3 separate regions of the Homo sapiens genome follow, and regions 2 and 3 are each linked to region 1. Evidence: chromatin loops called from intact Hi-C (ENCODE). Cell type or tissue: endothelial cell of umbilical vein. All regions are shown on one strand.

What was found. Hi-C counts contacts between places; a loop is a spot of excess contacts. Peaks named below come from ENCODE experiments on the same cell type or tissue, not always from the same donor. Only the 100,000 strongest peaks of a DNase experiment are listed, where the experiment ranks them.
Region 2: a loop joins it to region 1, with 3 times the contacts of the local background. A loop is called at or near these places in 11 of 110 quality-filtered maps.
Region 3: a loop joins it to region 1, with 2.3 times the contacts of the local background. A loop is called at or near these places in 5 of 110 quality-filtered maps.

The regions. Positions count from the first base shown.
Region 1 is chr13:71,209,966-71,212,465 of GRCh38, reverse strand. No RefSeq gene overlaps it. Among named protein-coding and RNA genes, the nearest start is that of LINC00348, 200 kb to the right of the region's middle. In endothelial cell of umbilical vein, no CTCF peak of the experiment used is centred here; a DNase peak (open chromatin) is centred at 1,455.
Region 2 is chr13:70,959,797-70,962,296 of GRCh38, reverse strand. No RefSeq gene overlaps it. Among named protein-coding and RNA genes, the nearest start is that of LINC00348, 54 kb to the left of the region's middle. RefSeq lists an enhancer at 2,234-2,500. In endothelial cell of umbilical vein, a CTCF peak has its summit at 1,220; a DNase peak (open chromatin) is centred at 1,256.
Region 3 is chr13:70,722,911-70,725,410 of GRCh38, reverse strand. No RefSeq gene overlaps it. Among named protein-coding and RNA genes, the nearest start is that of LINC00348, 290 kb to the left of the region's middle. In endothelial cell of umbilical vein, no CTCF peak of the experiment used is centred here; a DNase peak (open chromatin) is centred at 1,480.

The sequences.
Region 1 (2,500 bases):
AGTAAAAGCATTTTGGGCACATTATTTGCAAATGGAACTGATACACTCTTTAAAAATAAGATTATTCTACATTGCCATTTGGGACTGTCGATCTTATAACAAAGACGACTACTATGCTATGTTTCCTGACTTTATGACATACTGTTATAAACAAAACTTGATAATTAATCAGAGCTAAAAGGAAAAAGTTCACTTTCTTGATAATATAGATATAAATGGCTAGTGGACAGAAATTGGGAAATGGAAGAAGAAATAAATGGTTAAGGGTAGAGTAAACAGATAAACATCCTCAAGAAAGATAACTTGAGGGAATCAAGACATTTTATTTATTATGGAGGAGGAAGAACATTTCTGGAAGTCTTGAAAAACCAAAATTTCAGAAAAGCAAAACAATAAATCTATTAGAAATTAGGAGGAGGAGGCAGGGATAGTCCGAGTTATCTAAATCTTCCTTTATTTGGCCACAAATAGGATCTAAAATTAGTAAATCTACAAATCAATATAGAAGACTGTTGTGTAATATTATGAAGAAAATCAATAAATAAAATCAGAAATCATTTAAAAATCGGTTAAATAATTGAAATAGCAGTGAGACGAAGTGATTTTATTGTTATTACTTCTGATATGGTTTGGTTCTGTGTCCCTGACCAAGTCTCATGTCAAATTGTAATCCCCAATGTTGGACGTGAAGCCTGGTGGGAGATGAATGGATCATGGGGGAATATTTCTCCTCTAGTGCTGTTCTTGTGATAGTGAGTTAGTTGTGGCAAGATCTGGTTGTTAAGTATATAGCACCACCCCCAACTCTCTCTTCCTCCTGCTTGGGTCCTGTAAGATGTGCCTGCTTCCCCTTCTCCTTCCACCATGATTGTAAGTTTCCTAAGCCTCCCCCACCACCAATCATGCCTCCTGTACAGCCTGCAGAACTGTGAGCCAATTAAACCTCTTTTCTTTATAAATTACCCAGTCTCAGGTATTTCTTTATAGCACTGCAAGAGCAGACTAATACAGGTTCTGAACTTTTTGTTTCCTATATGCATACTATCATTTTGACAAAGATTTTAAAAGTAAAGTGAAAAAAATCAAGCTTTGTAAAGGATGGCATTAACTAAATCACACTCCCAATGTGTATTCAAAATAATGTGCATTAAGAACTAGAAACCTATCTGCAAATATATATTAAAAGCATAGAAACTTCTTTTAACATGTTCTCCCTTTAAGAAGTATTTGTGAATGTGTGCTAAGGTGAGAACTAACCTCAATATTTAAATGGTTTTAATTGTGAATAGTGTCTTTCTTTTCCCCCAGCTCTAAGTGTGGAAAGAAAAAAAAAATCCCTACTTATTATTATGTTCACCAACTGCCAAGAAAAATATTGGATTTGGATCAGATATCTAGCAACAGAAAGCATTAGATTTGCTCCAGAAAAAATAATGATTTGGCAGGATATTTTTAGTAGAAAAATAGGAAATGATTTGGAAAATAAACATTAAAATAGAGAAAGCTGAAAACAACAGCTGGATTATTTGATCCTCAGTGACTTTTCCATTGAAGTCTGAGTGACTGATGGAAAAGGAGAAGAATAAAGTAGGGCTGGGATATGAGATCAGGAGAGAAAGGAAGCTTTTATTTTTATGTTTCACCTGAGTTAACTTTTGAAGGCTATTATGACATTTTCCTACAGGTAAATCTCAGTTTAGATGAGAAAAATAAAATTCAGTGAATAAAACTCTTTGTATAAGACTCAAAACTATTCAAATCCCTAGAAGGAAACTGTGCTTTGAGTTGTTTTGAAAATAAAAATCTTGGAATATTTCGATGTTTCTTCTAAACAATTTTAACACACATTTTTTTAAATCATCAAGTAAGCAAGAAATGGCTGCTCTGATTCCACAGGGGTCTGCTTGTCTACTTCAAAATGCCTACTCTTCCAAAAACTTATTTTATTCTACTCATTGTCTATTGCTGCACTGAAATTGACAGTAGTGTTAGCGAATAGCAGGTGTGCAGAATGATTTGTTTAAGATATTGAATAACTTAAGAGAAAAGACAGATTATGAGCATGTGTAAGATTATAAACATGAACAGATTAATGCAGTTAAAGATCTCCTTCCTGGGACTAACTTGGACTATCTTGGGAAACAGCTTTGGAGAACATGTGACATCTTTTAGTGGAAATGTTGTGGCGACTTCATGTGAATAGGAATAACTCCCTATTCACTTGCTCCTTCTATCTATAGGTAGAAAAATTGGTTAGAAATCTAGCTGCTAATACTTGATGTTCCTTGAATCTGTAAATGTGGATCTAATGTGTCACCCTCCCAAACTTTCAGTTCTGTTGTAGGTTAGATTATTGTTTCCATCATTTTTTGTTTTCTTTGTAAGTGGTTTATATATCCACACCTTTGCCATGGAACTTTGTAGCACCTTACCTCTAGGCAGAAAATGCTGGCCTACTCCACTGGTTTTGGGCATAGTCATCTGACTTGCTTTGACTAAT
Region 2 (2,500 bases), 250 kb after region 1:
AATGTCGTCCTATTTCAAATAAAGAATTTGTGTAACTTTTTTGTAGTTTTCTGACTTGTTATACACTTGACAAAATATTTTCTAACATAAGAGTTTCTGATATATATATACATATCAGAATATGTATGTATATATTCCTTTCCCCAAACAGCTTGCATATATATGCATGTGTGTGTGTGTGGGTGTGTGTGTGTGTATACCTAAACAAACTGAGGAAGAAAAGGTAGTGAAGAAACTGGGGGAAACAAGATGAGACACATAAAAATAGATATAAAATGTGAAGATCTATAGCCATCCTAATTTTGTTATACTTTAAAATAATGCCTTTATTGTAGTCAAATGTTTGTGTTTAATAAAGATATATTTTTAAAATACAAACTGTCATTTTAATTAGAAAGTGATCATGTTGCTTATATTTTAAACCACTATTCATGCTGTAATCATCTTTTAAATAATCAAAAACAAAGACTATGTTTCTATAGTACATTATCTTAAAAAACAGTCTATGTTTAATGTGACTACCTGCTTTTTGTGAGAAGAAAACATTTTATGGACATGTCTTTTTAGTGTAAATTTAGATAAATTTATTCTAAATAAAATATTTTTATAAATACATCTATATTTCAAATTACAACATTATCAACTACCATTTACAAAGATCTTTGATTGCTTGTAATCCTCAGATTTAGTTAAATTAAAAGGACTCAGTGTAAATAAATAAATCCTCATAAAAGCAATCCAGATACAAAATTCTGTTTTCTTTTGATGAAATATTCTACTTACATTTACTATTTTAAAATATGTATTCTAAAAGCATTTTGCAATAATATAAATTTATGTTTCATTTTTGATAAATTTCCTGTAAATCTTAAAGTACGTTTATCATGATAGCAGTATTTGAAGGGACCCTATATCAGGTATTCCAAAATGCTACTTTCCAGAAGTTTTCTACCAGGATAAGTGGGGAATAATTTAAGGATTAAAGAAACTGAGTGATAATTTCTGAATATCGCTACAGGACAAATAACTGAGAGTTCTCTTTGAGTATGATCACTGGTAACGAAATTTGATGATGTATCAAAGGATAGTTTTTAAAAGCTGACAATAATTTAAAACCTTATAAGCTTGCAAAAGTTAAAAATCAACTTTTACTAGTTAGAATATTCGGCATTCTATCGGTAATATTGAAGATTTGTAACAATAAGTTTGACTCTAACAGGATTCTGAAAACGAGACTGTCAGAAAGGGGAAAAGCGCCACCTATTGATCCGAATATGCAAATTATGTACTGGTTTTTGAAGTAGCTGTGTAAAGCAAAAGAATTTTGGAGCTTTGCTTTGGAGCAAAAAAATTTACTAAGTTGAAAACTTAACTCCTTAATATAAAATTACTTAAGTCATAGTCATTCTCCAGAATATGATCTTTCATTTAAGGGTATATTAAATACGTCTTGAAACACAGTATTTACTGGCCTTCTTATTATGTTATCTTTGTAAGCAACAAATCACAACCCTCTCAGCAGTGTGTTTGATGAATTTTCTACTGAAATTATGAAACATAGGCATATTTTTAACTCAATAATGAAAGTTGTAATTAGAATGAAATTAGTCTTCACAATCCTGAGAAACTTGTGTTAAAAAACAAATTTTAGTTTAAGAGTCAGATGTGGTCAAATATGAACCATTTGACATGACATCATGCATGTAGCCTAATAAATGGTCTTAATATATGTAATTATAAATAGTCATTAGTTACATATTTCACTTTAGAATCTTAGAGCTTGATAATGAATAGTTAATTCATTGAGTGACATTTCAACAAATTGTGTTGAAATTCATGGACCATGTAGGCTGAGTGAAAAGGTAACTGTTATTATTTTAAAATAAGATTTTATGTCTTCATAGAATTGAGAAAGATTGACCTTCACATGAGATATCTCTATTCTTCTACTACATCTCCAATATCAATAGAAAACTGTTTTTAACTTACACAAGAGTGTCTTTTATCCTTTCAATGCATGGAAGATTATCAGGCTTAAATCCTGAACATATCTACAGGCTGAAACTGCCCCCAATCTCTGAAGTTATAGGGAAGCAATTTGGAGTAACATTTTAGAATAGTTCTTGCTCAGCAAAATGTTAACTGTAAAATCACTTAGCCTTCAAAAAAGAAACAATACTCTTATGTAGTTGAAGGAATTACAGAATTGTAAATACTGCTAATTAGATTAAAATGTGCTAAAAATTCCCATCAAATATGATTTCATATGCGCAGTATTAACTTACAAAGAAAGGCGATGTCCAAATTTCCATATTTTCCAAAGATGATGTATAAAGATTAGAGTTTGTGTATCTGTTTTACTAAAACGTAATTATAATGCCTCCATTTTACTAGCTTCACTGTGAAACTTTACAGGTTATCTTTGTTCTTTTCCAGATCAATAAGGTTACAGCAGATAACTATTAATATATTTCTTTGCATCCGCACAGTGAAAATTTTA
Region 3 (2,500 bases), 490 kb after region 1:
ATCTAATAAAGAGAAGGCTTTGATTAATCTTTGAGGATTAATTAACTAGAAAGTTATCAATCATTAAAATGATGTTTACTCAGACTAGTAACCAAGAACAATTGATGGCAAGATCATGGGAAATCCTTCTTAATGTCATAATGGAAGGTCAATTACTTGGTGTACTTTTTCTTCAATCAACTACGGTTCTGATGAACTATTCTTTTTCTTCATCATCATGAAATTAATGCTATGACTGCCTTATGTGGGATACGACATTGTACAAGATTACAAGATTACAGCATCACCTGAGAACCTGGTGAGATTTTGGGTTCTAGACGTGATGCTGCTGCAAGTTTTGAAATCTCAGGCAGGAGATCCTTCATTTGTAGACATGAATTCGAATAAATGATACCTAATTTCACTCTCCCTTTTAAAATGCTGTGATCCTTATCTTTTTTAAACATTCATCTGGAAACCCTGATTACTGGATAATTTAGTTCAAACAACTGAATTTGACCTCAGAATAAAATTGTTTTGAAGGCTTGTTTTCCAAAACATTGCATGAACTCTCATTTCTTTATTTCTTTTACTTTGACAAAACCTAAAACAATAATCATTTGAAATTCTACTCCTTGAGATAAGCCATAGGACATTAACCTACAAAAAAAGTAAATTGAATGGAACATTGTGTAAATAACAATGAAGAATCACTGCATTAAAATATAACTGAGTAATTTCTTAGCTTACAAAAATCTATAAGCAAATATCAACTCAGAAACTTTTCTCTTTCAGTTTTGAATTCTTCTAAAGATTCAAACTAGCATATTCTGCCACATCAATTTACTCTGTTTGTAGTAGAGTAACCTTACTGAACTTTGACCAGTCTATAGTTCCAAACCATCTGCTTCCAAAGGAAAACGATGCTTTCTTCAATGAAAGACATAAAAACACCAAATATATGCCTAATTGCCCAGCTGGCTGAGTTTAGAAGAAAACACTGCAAAGCTGATTGGTAAATTGATTTTGCCATTTGCTGTGGTTTTCTGCAAGCATCTAATCAATTGGATAGTTTGTGCTGACCCATTTTTGGGTTATTGTGTTCTCTCTGTAATATTTATCTTCAATACCATTTTAGCCTTATGTATTTTTATACATTTGTAAAATGAAAGCACTCTCCTTATGCTGATTCTAGAGTTTTTATATGCCAGGTACATATAATGCAGAGGTACACATAATTTAAAAAGTTAATCCAGTGTTCGGCATAATAAAAAGTTTCTCCATCAAGTATATTTAGTATAGGAAACAATTAATGTAATTAAGCTGAGGGATACATTTTTTAGATACAGTAGTATGAACACTACATCGATTATAAATTTGAGACTTTTTTCTCTTATATATTTGTCCCATAAATTCATAGATTCTAGAATTTGGAAGTAACCTTAAATGTCCCATATTCCAACAAGGCATCTAATGTTTGAATTCCCTCTACAACATCTCCACCATGTGGTTATCTGGCCTAAGTCACCACCAGTGAACAGGAAACACATTATGTCCTGTGGAAATTAATTTTATCTCTGTTTAGTCCTAACTATTGCATAGTCCCTCTTTATGTTAAATTCAAACTAATATATTCTAAATTATTAACAACTGGTTTTAATTCTAAACCATTAGTGCCTAATACAGTGAGCCTAAATCACTCATTAATGCTCCCTTACCATTAATAATCTTCTAATATCCCAAGAGAGATATCATTCGAATCCCTGTGCATTTCTGGCAGATATCCTCTGAACATTCTATAATGTGTTCATATTCCTATTGAAATGTGGAGCTTGAAGCTACATATTATGCACTAGGTGGTGACTGATTACCAGAGTAAAGGCAAATTATTACTTCATTTGACAACACTCTTGACATGAAACTTTCATTAATGCAACCCAAACAGATGTTGAAATAAACCGTACACTACTGAACTGTTGTCTATAACCCTAAATTGCTTAACAGATATATCCCTTTCCTGTAATTATGCAGTTTGCTTTTGGCTTTCTATACCTACTGGAGTACATTTAAGTTTGCTTATATTAACTATGAGCTATCTGTTTTATCCTTTCATTCAAATTAAAAGCAAAATGAATTTTATTTAAACATTTTAATTTCATATTTAATATCTATAATTCTATTAGTAGCTGCATATGACAGGAAAAAATGATGATTGCAGTTTAAACCAAATAAAAGTTTATTTCTTTTTCATGTGGAAAACATTAAGAGGTTCATAGTCCAAGAATGCCATAGTGACTCCATTGTGCCACCAGTAGCGCTTAGCTATTTTTGTCTGTTTTTATTTTCTTTAAATCTATAGTTATGCATGAGCTCAAGGAACACAAGAAAGTGTACCTATTATTCCAGCTTGCAGTGAGTTCAACTAAAATACGGGGTTCCTACTAAGGAAGAAAGAGAGATTACACACTCAGGAGGAAGGAAAGAATATACACTCTTTCCAAGCATACATGGAATATAAACA